2 separate regions of the Homo sapiens genome follow, and region 2 is linked to region 1. A link is a loop called in an ENCODE intact Hi-C map of the cell type or tissue named here. Cell type or tissue: GM12878. All regions are shown on one strand.

Region 1 (8,000 bases):
CAACTCCAAACAGTCACACCCCAACCCCATCTCTGTGTAACCACAGGAAGGCAGCATCCTCTCACACACAAAATGCTCCAGCCCTACAGCTCCCAGTTCCAATTCTGTATTTAAGACTCGGAGTCAGAAAGACTCACTGGTGCAGGCGCCATCTCACTGCCACCTCCTTCACCTCTGAGTGAAGGAAGAATACCCGATTCCCAACCTGACCAAGAAGTGCAACGGGACGTTAAATGAGCCAGTGTCACAAGCTGCAACACCCGTTGGGAAATACTGCAATTTTTCTTCATTAGGCAGAGGGTTTCCCACCATATTTAAATGGTACACTCTCTTCTTAAGAAATCTGTTTTTGGTCTGCACAGGTCTTGCATTAGCCACGGTCTACGATACAGCTTTGGGGGCTATGCGTTCAAAACTGTCTCTCCTCTCCACCCCACTGGATTTCCCAGCTCCAATCAGGGGCTCTCCCAAGCCTCCATCCTCTTATTGCCCCCCTCCCCCACCATTCCCCTGGGAATGTCATCTTGTTCCTCCTCTCTCTTGCTTACGGACAGGCAGTTGCTGGGTGCAGGGATTTTGCCTTCCAGGGTCCATTCCTTCCTGGACCCATTTCATGCCACTGCTGGTCTCAGCCTGGATCCCCTCATCCCAGATTCTGGCCACGGCCTCCTAACTGGTCTCCCGGATTTGGCCTTTCTCCTCTAATATAGCTTTCACTCTGACAATTGATAGTCTTTCAAGAGCACAAGCTAGAACAGCCAGAAGCCTTCCGTGGTTTCCCATTCCCTAGCACCAGATACAATCCTGTCTTCTTTGGTGCACAGTTTGTGAAGCACACCAAATGTTTGACCCTGGAGGTGTCCAAGCAGGAGCAGAACGAGCACTGAGTGGGACAGGTGCCCGCATGCAGAGGGATTTATCCACTGGATACATGGTGGAGGGAGATGGGAGGAGGGAGTTAAACTAAATGACTTTTAAAGTTTCCTTTCAAGCCTGACTTCCCATGATTCTGGGAACTCTTTGGTCTGCCATGCAGGTCCTACCACCATCTGACCCCTGAAAAGTGATGCCTCCTGCAAAGTGATGCCAGACAGTCCCCTATAATGCTCCTCACATGGTCCTGCACATGGTTACCCCACCTCTATAGGATGACTTCTTTTAATTGTCTTTTTTTTTAATTACAAAAGTAACACTCCTTGGTGCAACAAAATAAAACAACACTGAAGTATTAACATGAAGTCCTCAACCACTGCACTCCCATGGGTAGCCACTGGTTTCAGCAGAATGTATGCCCTCCTAGTCCTTTCCTATGACACACACTCCATTCACTTGACACCTGGTCTTATGCTGTGCCTTAGGAAGAAGGATATTTAATTCTTATCTGCATTGACTTATCTCTCCAGTTCCCTAAGGTAGTAAGGCTAATTAGTTCATCTGCTTCAAATGCTGTTATTCCACCAATGAGGAATTGAAAGGGAAGGAGATAAGGTTTCTTGCTCAAAATCACAGATTAGCTGGTGGCAGAGTTAAGACCAGACCAAGAACTCCTAACTCAATGTTGGTTATTACACTGTAAAGTGCTCTTCTCCTCCCCACCGTGCAGAATATCATATTGTACAGACAGCAGGTAGAAATAATTGCCTCTTGAAAGCATAGGGGCAGGATAGTCCAGTGGTTAAGAACTTGGACTTTGAACTCAGGCTGCCTAGGTTAGAATCTGGCTGTCATTTACTTAACTATGTGACCTGAGTCAAGCAACTGGGCCTCAATTTCATCATCCCTTCCTTATAGGACTGTTGTAAAATTAGTAGCTTAATATCTGTAAACCCCTCAAAACAGTATATATGTTAATAAAACATGCTATCCTACCTCTAATGTAACACCCAAAATACAATAAATATCTTCCTTATTAAAACATAGGCTGGCAAATCAAAACCAAATCTTGTTAGCTCTGAATTTTGTCTAAAAATAAATTAGCATGGGTGAAAACTCACACAATATTAGTCCAAAACAGATTTAAGTGACACAAGAACTGTAATCATTACTACAGGAAGGAATGACCTCATAAAGACCTCATACATCAGAAGCATTGTAACATTTACTGCACCAAATAATAAATTTTTAAAAAAATCTTAACAGCCTCTATCAGTAATTATCTAAGTAAAGTGGGCTGCAAATCTGTTAGAGAACTGTTTTTGCCATGATAATATTTCTAGTAAATTGCTGCTTCTATACCAAAACTACTGGTGTTGCAGAACCGGCAGGCTAATAGAAAGATTATTATAGAAACACTATTAAAATGAATCAGGTATTATTAAAGATTCAACACTACAACGGCGCCTGATTACAAGAGATTTCAAGCTGTATTGCTTAACGAGCAGATAAAAGTGCTAATTAAGTCCACTCTTAGAGGTTATCCCTAGGCAGGACTGTACACTTATGTAGCAAGAGGTCTTCAGACTAAATGAGGAACCAGTAATGCCAACCCGGCTGGATACAGCCCTACTGGGAAGATAGGGAGAGAATGAGAAGAGCCAAGATTTTCTGCGCACGAAGGTAACCTGGTAAAGCAGACAAGTATCCAAACTTATTTAAACCTCAGTGTTTTTCTTAACTGAGGAACACTCAGTTAATCAGCAACACTTCTGATTCCTCCTTTCTTGAATGAAGAAAACCAAATAACCCACCATAAACTGAAGACCCTCAATAAACGGCACAATCAGCGGGAGGCAGAGAAAGCCGTGCCATTATTACCAAAGCCTCCTCGAGCAACCAGAAGACATGGAATCGCTCTCTCACCTTGGCCAAAAGCATCTCTCCATGCAACCAGAGCCTAGAGCTCTCAGAGGTTTTTAAAGAGTTGCCAGACTGAAGGCATTTCGTTCCAGGATCTATTTAGCTTTCCCACCTTGTTAATTAACTAATTAGGGATGGGAAAGCAACTCACCAATACAAAGTGTCAGGAAAATGCTAAGTAAATTTGTCCAACTGGTCTAAATGTCAATGCTAACTTAAGAAAGGGGGCAAGCGCGAGAGACTGAGCCGTCCCCAGACTGCTGCAATCCAGAGCTCGCTAACGTAGAGACGGAGAGACCCGGGCGCCCTGCAGCAGCAGCCTCCCGGCCCAGAGCCGGGATGCCGGCAGGACTTCTGGAAGGGAAACCTGGACCAGGGCCACCCCGGGCACAGGGAACGCGGCTGGCAAGGCGCATCCTCGCCGCTCAGTCTCCGTCTCCCCGCATCTCTCAGACGTCAACAAACCCCTGACCACAAAGTGAAACTTTCCCGGCCCCCGCTGTCGCGCCAGGTCTCTGCCCTCTGCCTGGGAGCGCGTTGCGGGGACAGGTGTGGGGCCCGGGCTGAGGAGGGGCCCCCGCCCCAGGACCGGAGGTTGTGTAATCGGCCCGGGAAGGGGGGCTCGGGACAGCTCCCTGCGCCGGAGCTGCGGAGGCCAGACGGGGGACCCCAGCTGAGGGGGCCGGCGCCCGGAGGCGTTGGGGGGATGGGGAGGGCTCTCGTCCCGCCCCCCGGGACCGCCCCCGGGCGCAGTCGGGAGCTGCGGCGCTGACACGGCCCGGAGAGGGCGCCCGCGCGTCAGACCGAGCCCGAGGAGGGGGGCGCGATGGCTCGGCAGCCGCGGCCAGCCTTACCTGCGCGCCGGGCCGGGGCGGCGGGAGGCGGCTTGGGATGCCGGGGTGGCGGGCGGCGGGCGGCAGCGCTGGCAGCCACCCGGGCCACGGCATGCGAGGAGCCGTGGCGCGGCGGCGGGCGCGGGACTGACAGCCCCAGGCCCCGCCTCCAGACCCCGGGCCCCGCCCCCTTCCTGGCCGCGCGGCTTGCCCCGCCTCCTCCGCCCACCGCCGGGGTCAAACTGGGTCCATCGGCCCGGAGGGCGGGGATGCTCGCTTTCGATTGGCCTCAAAGGTGCCCGCCCCGCCTACTCCCCGCCCCTTCCTTGGCAGGGAAGAGGCGCGTGCGCCGTGGCTGGGGAGGGTAGCGGTTACGCTGAGCGCCGGCGTTGCTGGTCCCCGACCCCTGGTACCCGGGCATCGTTTTTTCATCCCGGGCAGCTGGGACCCCGGGATGACCTAAGGAACAAGGATTCAGACGCAGACTCCACGGTGAATTGGCCTTATTCACGTGTGAACGAACGTCCAGGAGAAAACCAAACCCGAATGGGCCAGGCTCTAACCAGAGGAGACCCCAAAACTGTGATCTGCATCAGAAAACGAACCAGCCAGCCGGTTCCCGGCTCTGCCAGGTCTAGGGGTGCTTTATTCAAGCCCTGGGTTCGCTCCCTGGTCAGCAAGTATGAGGTATTTGCAGAGGGTCTAGAAGATGTGAAGGGAGATTAGCCCGCATTTAGGACTGTGCCAAACAGAGAGTGAGTGATGCTGAAGAAAGTGGCCTCCTCTGCTCCAGCCCTCCCTCCTCCTCCCCAACCCCTGGCTCTACCACCTCTCCCTCAGCACCGGCGCCCTACCCTCAGCCTGTAAACAGTATCAGGTCTCGCCCAACAAAAATCAATGGAGACCCAGCAATTCCACTCAAGAGAACTAGAAACATGTCTGTACTAAAACTTGTACACAAATGTTCATAGCGGTGTATTCAGAAGGCCAAAAAAGGAAACAACTGAATGTCCACTGATTGACAAATGGATGAGCAAATTATGGTCTATCCATACAATGGAATAGTATTCTGCCATAAAAAATAATAAGGCCGGGCATGGTGGCTCACGCCTGTAATCCCAGCACTTTGGGAGGCCGAGGCGGGCGGATCACGAAGTCAGGAGATCGAGACCATACTGGCTAACACAGTGAAACCCCGTCTCTACTAAAAAAAAATACAAAAAATTAGCCGGGCGTGTTGGCGAGTGCCTGTAGTCCCAGCTAAGTGGGAGGCTGAGGCAGGAGAATGGCGTGAACCCGGGAGTCAGAGCTTGCAGTGAGCCGAGATCGCACCACTACACTCCAGCCTGGGCAACAGAGCAAGACTCCGTCTCAAAAAAAAAAAAAAAAGAAAGAAAGAAATTCTGTTACATGCTACAACATGGATGAACCTTGAAAACACTATAGTGCTCAATGAAAGAAACCAGTCACAAAAACCCACATAGTGTATGATTCTATTTATATGAAATGTCCAAAACAGGCAAATCCATAGAGACAGTAGACTAATGGTTGCCAGGGACTGGGAGGAGGGGGGACTGAGGAGTGACTGCTTAATGAGTACAAAGCCTCTTTGGGGGGTGATTAAAATGTTAAGGAATTAGACGGTGGTGATGACTGTACAACTTTGTGAATATAATAAAAAACCACATAACTGTATAAAAGGGTGAATTTTATGGTATGTGAATGATATTTTAATTTAAACCAAAAATCCAAATGACCAAAAAATTTAAAAAATTAAAAAAAAAAAACCTCTCTTGACTCTGTATGCCCTCCAAGTTACCATGCAGTTAACCAGCCCTTCTCATCCAAGATTCTTGCAAGGGTAGCCCACACGTTTTTACTCCCACTTATACATTAGCTCCCTAGAATGTGGCTTCTACCTGCACCAGAGCTCAAATCTGCTCTCTCCTTGAAATTTTATCCTGTGGCTTTCTATGACCCTGCACATTCCTGGTTCTCCTCCTCCTTCCGTTCTTTGTCATTTGATCTTATTTTCTTGGCAAATCTATTTTAATCTCTTCAAAGATCAAAACTTATTTTGATCTCTTCTGTGGCTTCTTCCAGAATCCTTCCTAGGTTATGTCGTCCATGCCTATGAGTTCAGTTCAGTTACTATGCTTCAAATTCTAGCCTCCACCTGATGTCCCACAGAGTTCTTAAACTTGGCATGTCATAAGCTATTTGTCATCTCCCCTTCCCCATCCTCTATCTTCTCTCCAGTAATAATATCTACTACCACATTCTAGGACCTGGGAATCATCCTTGATTCTGTCGTCTTCCTTCTCCTAAAGTCAATCACCGATTTTTATCTCATAAATATTCATAAATCCCACAATACTACCACAGCCCTAGTCCATATCTCCACTGTCTTTTGACTTTTAATTCCCTTCGTCTTTAGTGCCCTTCAGATCTAGTTTCCACACAGCTGTTGAAGTGGACACCCATTACTTCAGCAAGCGTTAGCTCTTTCTTAGGGTCACATCACACTGATTTTCCTTCAGGAACTCACTCCAAGAGATATGGGCTTGGGGAGACTGCCAGTGAAGATGATGACTTTACCTGGCCCAGGCCTGGTGTGCCCCCAAGCTGGAGCACTATGACATCTTTCATTTGGAATTTGAATCCTAGGTGGAATAACGCTGGAGGCAGTTGGCCCTGATACTTCCTGACCAAGGGGACTTGCAGTTGATTCCTGCTATGTAGTCCCTGGGAAATTCCTTCAGAGCCTGGGTTCTTCAAATTTTTATTGGGTTTTCTGAAGGATCCCATATCTCTCCAATGCGCTCCCCTGTAGGAACTTAATTAGAATTATCTTCAACCAAAGAATCTGATATCGAAATGTGTCTGAGAAGCAAACCAGGTCTTTACTGAAAACTCATTAGAGGCATTCCATCACCTACGGGAAAGACACCAAGCTCCGTAATACAAGCCCCAAGACCCTCCATTACTCTGTTCCAGGCTGCCTATCTGCACCTTCTCGCCCTACTCCTTACCTTGCCCTTACATCTCTGCCCTTCTGAATTATTTGAGGTTTCACATAACCTATGAGGTTTCATGCCTCAATACTCATGAGTCCCCTCTGTAGAAGCCCTCCCTGCTCCCATCCAGCCCACTTGAGAAAGCCTTCCCTGGCTCTTCCCTGATCCCAACATTCTGCCTTCCTCTGTGTTCTCAAGGCACCTGAGTTTCCCACCCACTCACTGTCATGGTATTTCACCTACCTGCTTTGTTATCTGCCTCTCCCACCAAACATGGAGTTCCTGGAGGGCTATGCCTTCTTTTCTGTTTCTCTGCCTCCATAATTCGTGAGTAAGAGAAAGGATCCCAATACAGGACATTAACAAATCTTTTGACCAGAGAGATGAAAATCCAGGCTGGAGGCATCTCATATAGGCTATCAAAAAAATTTATTCCTGTTCTGAAATACATTCCAGAACACTGCCAAGACCCTGGTAAGACTGGCGGACACTTATTTAAATGATAGCTCTCATTCTCTAAAATCTGAATTTCTCCTGAAAGCCTTCATGCTTTAATGAGATTCAAAATTAATTAACTCAGACAATTGTCTTCATCACTGTGACTAAATGACAAAGTGTGTTTTTGTACATATTTTTGTACATATTTGAAGAATAAACAGAATGTAAGCAAGCAAATCCATGGTTCTGTTTGGATGGCTATTGTGAAACACGTACCTTAAGTGGAATTATATAACCATCCATCTGCAAACGTTGAGTGAGGAGAGCTGGATTTCAGTCACAGCTTATCCATGACCAGCAGCTTGACCTTGGATAAGTCATTGCCCTTGGACACCTGCTGTCAGCCTTCCCAGTATCCATTTCTTTATTCTCCCACCATTGGAACCCCCACCCCCCAAAAAATTTGGGAAACCACTTTTTCTCCATTCTAACCTATATGGTATTAAGGTTGTTCACCTGACCCCAGACTCCAGGAGTTGGGCCTGATTGTCTTAAAGCCATTGTTTCTATCCCATCCACCTGGCTACAGAAGTTAGTTTAAAGGCAGTCATGAAACCCAATCAGAGCAAAGGGATTTGAAACACACTTGCAAACGGCTTCTGGCAAAGAAAAGATTCCTCTGCCTGTAGTAGATCCTACCAATGATAGATTGATGATAAATCCATGATAATGTGACCACTTGGATAGAGATGAGATTGCCAGGCAGTGAAGGAATACTGAGGAAAGCAGAATGGGAAAAGAAGCAGAACGTTGGTTATACTGCTGGGCAGTGAACAACTGGATCAAACAACACCTGAAGCTGATAGACCTCTATACGCTTCAGTTATGTGAACCAATCAATTCCCTTTGTTGTTGG
Region 2 (8,000 bases), 460 kb before region 1:
AATTTGTTCCCCAATAAATACACAGAGGTAACACATATTCCCAAAGACATAATTCTAAATCTGGAGTTCACAGCAAAATGGGACTAGGCACAGCAGATGATTAGGCTGAAAATCATGCTACACTTCTGGGTTTCAAAGTCCAAGAAGAAATGGATTTGTAAAAAAACTATTAGAAAAGAAAATAATCTTTAGATTTTTTAAAACTAACACTATTCTCTCCAAGCTACTATTTCATGAAACACACAGGTATGTGTGCACATACACAGGCACACACACACACACTTCAAAATGTACAAATGCACTGTCACAAAAACGTGCTGCGTACACTGCATGAACTCTTAAGACTTGGATAAAAATTAATTCAGCTATAGAAATAGATGAGATAGAAAAGTACACTCGTTAAAAATGTAACCCCTTCAACTGGAACAGTAATGAATTAAATAAACTTTTAAAATAATTTCTTTAAGGAATGTCAAAGAGGCCTGAGACACAGTTCTGCAGTATGCGCTGTGCTGTGGACAAAGGGTGGGTTCACTGATGTGCAGGTGGACCGCCTCCCAGATACGAAGTTGGATGCATGACCCGGAGTTCAGAGGAGAAGTCCTTGGAGATAGGGATCTGAGTGTCATCAACCTGTAGATGGTGTATAGATCACGTTGGGACTGAGTTTAGAGGAAGAGCACGGAGCCTGGGGCTGGGCCATGTGGAGCCCTAATGTTCAGAGATCAGGCGATGATGGGACTCACTGAAGATGGTGAGAAAGTGTAACCAGTCAAGGAAGAGGAGGATCAAGAAAGAAGGTGATAGGGTTTGTCTGTGTCCCCACCCAAAATCTCATTTGAATTGTAATCCCTATAATCCCCATGTGTCAAGGGAGAGACCAGGTGGAGGAATTGAATCATGGGGGCAGTTTCCCCTATACCATTCTGGTGACAGTGCATGAGTTCTCATGAAACCTGATGGTTTCATAAGCGTTTGGTAGTTCCTCCTGCATGCATTTTTCCTTCCTGCCACCTTGCGAAGAAGGTGCCTTGCTTCCCCTTCACCTTCCACCATGATTGTAAGTTTCCTGAGGTCTCCCCAGCCATGTGAATGAGTCAATTAAACCTCTTTTCTTTATAAATTACCCAGTCTTGGGCAGTTCTTTATAGCAGTGTGAAAACAGACTAATACAGGCAGTGTCCAGGAAACCAAGAGGACAAAGTCCTGCATGGACGAGCGAAGGATTGACTGTGTCAAATGCTGCCGATGGCTCAGGAAAGAATAGAAGTGAGAACTGACTACTGACTTCTGCAAGGTGAGGGTCATCATTGACTTGGATAAGAGCAGCTTCTGAGGTGTGAGGAGCCCAAAGGCCCACCTTGAATAGGTCTGAGAGAAGCCAGGAGGAAAGATACGGAGGTGAGCAACACAGTCACCTTCTTCTGGAGTTTTTCTTTAAAGGAAACAGAGAAATCTGGCAATATGGCCCTTCAGCCAAAGTATTTTTAAGGTGGAAACCTTAAGTCTGGGTATGCTTAAGGAGCACTCTCCTGGCCCAGGAGAGTGGCAATGGCTGGAGTGAGGTACTGGGGTAGGTGAGGTGGGATGGGAGCCAATGCCCTCCCATAGGAGGTGCAGCAGCTGAGTCCTGCAGCACGCAGGGTCTGGCATGGACTCCTGGGATCTCACCATCTGAACTTATCATTCCCTTCGGACATAAGCCCCAATAACACACCACCCAACTGGGCTTGGTCAGCCAGGTGGTTCCTATCAATTCCAGTCTCTTCCTCTTCCGTGTAAGCCCACTGGGCTGAATTCCCAGCTTTCCTTGCAATAAGTGAACTTGAGTTAAGACAATATAGTCATTACTCTCAAGGAACAACATAACTTTGTGTGTGTGAAAACAACACTGCTTAACAAAAAGCCATTCTAAACAACCAAGGCAAATGCACAGGTGCTGGGTGAGAGAGCCATCACATCCCTGATGGGCACTCCCAGGGGCTGCCTGGAAAATGCGGGCTTTGTTCAGGTGTGGAAGTGATGGGGAATGCAGAGGGGGCCATGTGCCAGGAAACTAGTGCAATAAACAGAGACTGATGCATTGTGTGTGCAAAGCATTACCCCAGGACCCAAGTCAAGAAGGGACTTGGGAGGAGACAGAAATGGATCTTAGCACCAGTGTTATGACAGAAGTAACACAAAGAACTACAGAGTGTGGAGGGATTTGGGAGGCTCGTTAGAGGAGCAGGGCTGAGTATTGGCTTTTGAAGGCTGGGTAGGATTTGGCAATGGCAGGGCCCAGCAGGCAGCAAAAGGTGAAGGGCGACAGGAACAGGTCAGATTCTGAGGCCAGCACTCACAGGCTGAGTTTAAACTGGATCCTGTAGGTGAGGCAGCCACAGACGGCTCTGGAGAAAAGCATGACACAGGCAGAATCATGTTTAGTGATGCTCAGTGGCACCAACTTTGGAGTTCTAGAGATAGGGTGGCCAGAGCAGTGGCAGAGGGAGTAAAGAGACCACACTGAGTCACTGACTACTTCATGCAGACACCAGGATTGGGGTCTAACTGGAAAGGGGGAGAAGGCGTCCAAGACAATGTTAAGGTTCTGAGTGTGAAGGGCTGGGTGTGTCATCTGAGATCTGGATGTGGAAGGAGATGCTGTTGGTGGGAAGTGGAAGGCTTGGTTTGCACATGCTAAGTGTGAGGTGTGAATTTCCCAGGCAAAAATGCTCAGGAGGCATCAAAACCAGTGTCTGCAGTTCAGGGGTGAGGTCCTGGCTGGAGACCCAGATGTAGCAATGTCGGCACAGAGATGAGGCCTGGGGCTAAGGAGATGGGTGACACTACCAAGGGAGAATGCTCAAGGCAAGAGGAAGTGAGTCTCACTGATCAGGTATGGGAGCTGCCATCACACCTGTAGCAGGTAGACTGCTGGGCAGCGTACCCTTCCTCTCCACTTGTCTGGGTCTCGCCCACCCTCTGGGCCCGGCCCCACCCACTCCGGGAAGCCCTCTCTAGCTATTCCATCCCCCAGGCATCCTTCCTTTGCTGTGAGCTTCTCAGCTCTGGCCATCCCCACCTTAGCAGTGGGTCTTGTGTTGCCACCTTGGTGTAGTCCCCAAGCACCTTGAGGGCAGGATGACAGTTAACCCCCATGGGACACTGCATTTTCTGACACAGAGCACCCAAAAGGCACTGATTAAGTAGATCCTCCTCCCTGATGAATTAATAAATTGATCAGTCACTGAAATGGAGGTCAAGAAAGAAATTAAGGCAAGTTTAATTAGAGATTAAAAGACTCATATAGCATCTACTCTTTTGTGTCTGGCTTACTGATTCATGATGAACTAGGTCTACATGTATCAACATGGATGCACGTCAAAAACACTGTTGAGTAAACATAACAAGTTACAGATGTATGTTAAACCAATTTGAATAGTCATGAGCACTATATCTACCAAATATTTCAGGTTCTCCCAAGCACACGGTAGGAATGCACTTCTCTACTCCCATGGAGCTAGGTGAGGCCATGTGACTTGCTTTGGCCATTTAAATGTGAGCAGAAGCTTCTGGGTGGAACCATTGTTTTCTTCTTCCTCTCTCAGCCTCTACTGGCCTGGATCTAAGGAACAGAGCTCCATAGCAGATCCTTCTCAAATGTGTACAGGAGTGAAATACATATGTTTGTTGTATTAAAAAAGAAAGAAAAAAAAGGAAGAACTGAGTCTAAGGCAAAACTGTGGGATTGCAGAGGAGTGTGCCCAGTGATTCTGGGTGTGGGCACTCTTGGCAATTTGGGGGAACAAGAGGTTGTAAGGCTGGTGGAATGGAAGGTCAGCATCTCTGGCCTCGTCCCTGAAATGCCAGTTATGTGGCAACCAAAATGCCCTCCCCCTCCTTCACCATTTCCAAACACTCTGCGGGGTGATGCCAGCCCCAAGAGAACCATGAATGTAGAAGAATCACCAGAAGTGAGAGTGGGAGGCATGGTCCCAGCTTGAGATAGCCAGGCTGGGGGAGGAAAGGATCTGACACTATAATCAGTTCCATACGTGCTCAAATTGCATGTGACAAGTTGAAAGGGAGAGGATACCTTCCATATCTGACAGAACAGATGGGACTGTCCCAGACAGAGATTGACAAAATGGATATACTAGTAGTAAAATGCACCAATGTCCATTTTTTGAGCAGCTATGAATTATAGCCTTCATATGGGGTCTCACAAGGTCCTCTGAAAATCCCACATGTTATTTTCCCCCTTTTACAAATGTTATTCTCCCCCTTTTACAGATAAAGAAACTGAGGGCGGGAGAGCTGGGGGGCTAGTCTCAGGCAGAACAGAGGTAAGTGGGGCAGAGATGACAGAACTCAACCGAGAGGATTCTGAAGCAGAGCAGGTGGGACTAAGTGAAGACCTGGAAGGAGGTGGAGAGGGAGTAGGACCCATACCAGCTGGAGGAAGAGAAGAGGACTTGTGGGTGATGTTCCCCCTCCTTCAGCCATTGCAGACCGTGTAGGTAGAGACATCCAGCAGGGAGCTGGGCACGGAGTGGCTCCTGCCAGCTGCCTTTCTGGAGGCTCAGGCTTCCTGAGGTCTCAGAGCACCTGCCTCTCAGGGAAGATGCGAACCTCCCCGGGCACACACAGACTGCTGCTGGGGCAAGCTCCTGGGACACCAGGAAACACTCAGCAGCCCTCAGAGACCACAGAGAACCTCTGAAGCAAGAAGGAAGAGGGCCAGTCGCTGTGAGCAGGCGCTTCATCAATCCTGCCTCTGTGTGGCCTCTAAGGGATCCAGTGGCATGAGAACACAGAGACACACGAGGGCGCTCTAACCAAACAGCAGGAGGACCCGCGTCCCTCCCCACACGGAAAGAGGGTTGGCATTTTCAAAGACCTTTGGTTCAGTGTTTTTTCAACGCAGCTGCTATTGGTATTTTAGGCAGTAGGTTTCAGGGGCATTTGCTACCCCTGGCCCCCTTCCCATCATTGACTACCCTGCTGCCCACATTTCCAAGCACCCTCTCTCCTGAGAGCCCCTGCTGGTCAGTGCCACCAGAAGATGCCAACTGGTGGCCCTGGGGAGGGTGGCAGTCTCTGTTGTCCCCCAACCTTATGGAGGACTCCCGTGCCTCCCACGCTGACCCTGTGAGTTAGGCGCTTGCAGGTGCTAGAGGATCAGAGGCCCCCAGTGACAGCCATGTTGGCCCCAGCTCATGGGGACTGTCCTGCACAGGAAGCGCATTTTCCTCTACGTTGTTGTCCTTCAGGGCTGTGCAGGACCAGGCCACCCTGATCACACCAGGGACACAGACACAGGACCCTGAGACAGAACGCCATGGGACCTGCTCACAGACACCCAAATCCCAGGAAGCAAACATGTGGCCACACAAAACACAGCTGGCACAAAACTTCCACAAAGCACGTCTGAAACACGGCACCCTTCCAGAGCCCAGACAGTCCCTGAAGCTGTGAGCTCTGAAACGTTTAGACCATTCGTTTCCCAAAGTCAAGCATCAAAGGTGAATAACTATGAATGAGATTCAAAATATTCACCAACCATTGAGCCCTGGGCCCCAGCCAGTCAGGATAGGGACCAGTGGAAACACCTGGTGCATACAGTGTGCAGTCAGCCCTGCAAACAGCCTAGTCGGCTGAGCCCAAGTGCCCCATGGGAAACCAGACATGCCAAGATGGCCATTGGGCAGTACAGAGATGACTTTTGGAGAATACATGTCAAGAGAGACAGAAGTCTGGACATTTGCTGGGATACTGGGATGGCAACTCCAATGCAGGAACTAGAAACCTGGCCAGGATCTGAGAAAATGAGGGGCTGGAGAAAGACCCAGACCTCTCCAGATCCTCAACAAATACCCAGCATCACCCATCCCCACCAAGAAGCCCCACGGCATTCTTAAACAGAGGGGCCTGAGAGTCCCAGGAAGGTGATGTCTGCTGAAAGGCATCGCTGGGACCACAGGGCACCTGTGGGCAGAGCCCTTGCCAACTGAGCCACTGCTGCCCGTGAACACCAATGGGCACCAGCTCTTATTCCACGGAAGCAGACGATGGAAACCAAACATGAGTCTTACCCTCCTTCGAAGATTTTGATCCTCGCCGGCTCCCCTCTCTGGGAGGCAGGAGCATCCTCCTCCGGCTCCCCTCTCCTCTCTTCTTCCTTCTCCACTCTAGCTAGATCTTTCTGGCCTTCCGGGGAAACCAGTGAAGGGAGGTGAACCTGGCCCACCGCAGGAATGACAAAATCATTGCTGGTTAAAAGTGCATCCTCAGTCACGAATGCAATGCTAATAATCATGCCTTACACAGTACTGCACAAGTACACATATGCAATCTTCACACTCCCCCATGAAGAGGTGCTATTAGCTCCACTTTACAGAATTAAGGAAACTGATCCCCAGAGAGAATTCCCTTATCCAAGGCCATGCCATTAGTTGGTGTTACAGCTGGAACCCTGTCTCTTTCATGTTAACCTCCCATAAGACCTGTGTTTGTTCTCTGTCTTTTACACTAGTCTGGGAACTCCTGGGGACAGGTCCTCATCTTGGTCTCCTTGGGCACCCCAGAACCCCATACAGGGCCTGTCTCAGAGAAGAGGCTTAAATAATGTTGAACACATGAACAAGGCTCCACTCTGCCTTTGGAGATGAACTGGTCCAGTTCTTGTTTATAGATCAGAAAGCTAAGGTCACCCAGCGAGTTAAGGGCAGAGCTGGGAGCAGAGCACAGGTCTCTTGCTTCCAGGATCTTGGCCCTCCTGAGCTAGTACCAAAGGCCAGGAGCTGGGCTGAGGACCCTGACCAGCAGGACGTCCCCAATTCCACCATAGAGACAGGCACAGAGAGGCTGTGCAGGCTCTGGGCTGTTAGTCCTGCAGGACCCACGCTCTTTACAGAGCCACACCTCAGTGATGAGAGCTAGCTTAAGGGGAGAGCTGGCATTGGCTTTGTGCTTCCTGGACATCTTCCACTATCCCAAGAACACGTCCTGTAAACACTGCAGTGTTGTCAGGGGTGGGTGCACTTTTGCCTAGGGAGCAGAAATGCTGTGCTTAGGGGCTGGGAGTGAGAATTTCCTCCTACTTCATGCCACTGTCATTAAGGTCATGAAAAACCATGCTGTTTCCATCCAGTGAATGAAGCAACCACATTTCCTGATGCTGGGGCAATCTAAGAACGGCAGTCCCCTTTGCCAGCCACCACACCTGCCCCCACAAGGACAGCATGGGGCTAGGTAGAAAGGTGACTGGCTGGGAATCAGGGAGTCTGAGTTCCAGCACCAGATAGGCCATGGCACACTGGGCTGCCGTTTGGTGGATGACTTCACCTCTCTGGGCCTCAGAGTCTGAGGGGATTTAGACCATCTTGAAGATCAATTCCAGGGCAACTTCTGTGACTCAGTGACCACCAAATAATCTCTTCAGATTTGGAGGAGGGGAGTGGAAACCGAGCAAGAATCTGGACTGCTGCTTTGGCAGAAGGCAGCTAGTTTTCTGCAATACCCTTGGGTTTCCAGAGCCTACCATTTCCACTGCACCCCGGCCTGAGATCTAGACTGTCCATGTAATGACCAAGGTGCCTCCCACAGGCAAACAGACTACTTCTCCCTCACAGCCTGCCGTGATATCTGGGCCACACTGGAGGAGGCTGGTTTGGGTGGCAGTGTACCACTTTCCCAGGAAACACAGTGTTGGAACTGAGCAGGGACCAGGGATCCATTTTAGCTTTTGATGACAACAATATGAATAAGTATAGTTAAAAATACTTACTGAGTGCCAGTGTGGCATACACTGTTCTAAGCACACTCCGCATGTCTTAACTCATTTAATTATCTCCACAGTCCTATGCGCTAAGTGTTATTATTATCCCTATTTTACAGAGGATGAAACTAAGGCTCAGAGAGGTGAAGTTATTGGCCCAAGGTCACATAGCCAGTAGGTAAGGTAGTGGGATTCAAACCTGGGCAACTTGGTACCTGAGTCCTTGTTCTTAATCACT

The links. A loop is a pair of places that touch in the nucleus more often than their neighbours do. Peaks named below come from ENCODE experiments on the same cell type or tissue, not always from the same donor. Only the 100,000 strongest peaks of a DNase experiment are listed, where the experiment ranks them.
Region 2: a loop joins it to region 1, with 4 times the contacts of the local background. A loop is called at or near these places in 33 of 110 quality-filtered maps.

What each region holds. Positions count from the first base shown.
Region 1 is chr1:42,032,157-42,040,156 of GRCh38, forward strand. It overlaps a transcript of HIVEP3 not described here. Among named protein-coding and RNA genes, the nearest start is that of HIVEP3, 120 kb to the left of the region's middle. RefSeq lists a silencer at 3,266-4,035. In GM12878, a CTCF peak has its summit at 3,576 (motif pointing right); a DNase peak (open chromatin) is centred at 3,905; H3K4me3 peaks cover 2,321 bases; H3K27ac peaks cover 1,642 bases.
Region 2 is chr1:41,569,467-41,577,466 of GRCh38, forward strand. It overlaps HIVEP3 (HIVEP zinc finger 3), which reads right to left. Exons shown (of 9, transcript NM_024503.5): 5 at 6,078-6,223. Among named protein-coding and RNA genes, the nearest start is that of EDN2, 89 kb to the left of the region's middle. In GM12878, a CTCF peak has its summit at 4,800; DNase peaks (open chromatin) are centred at 4,765 and 5,681.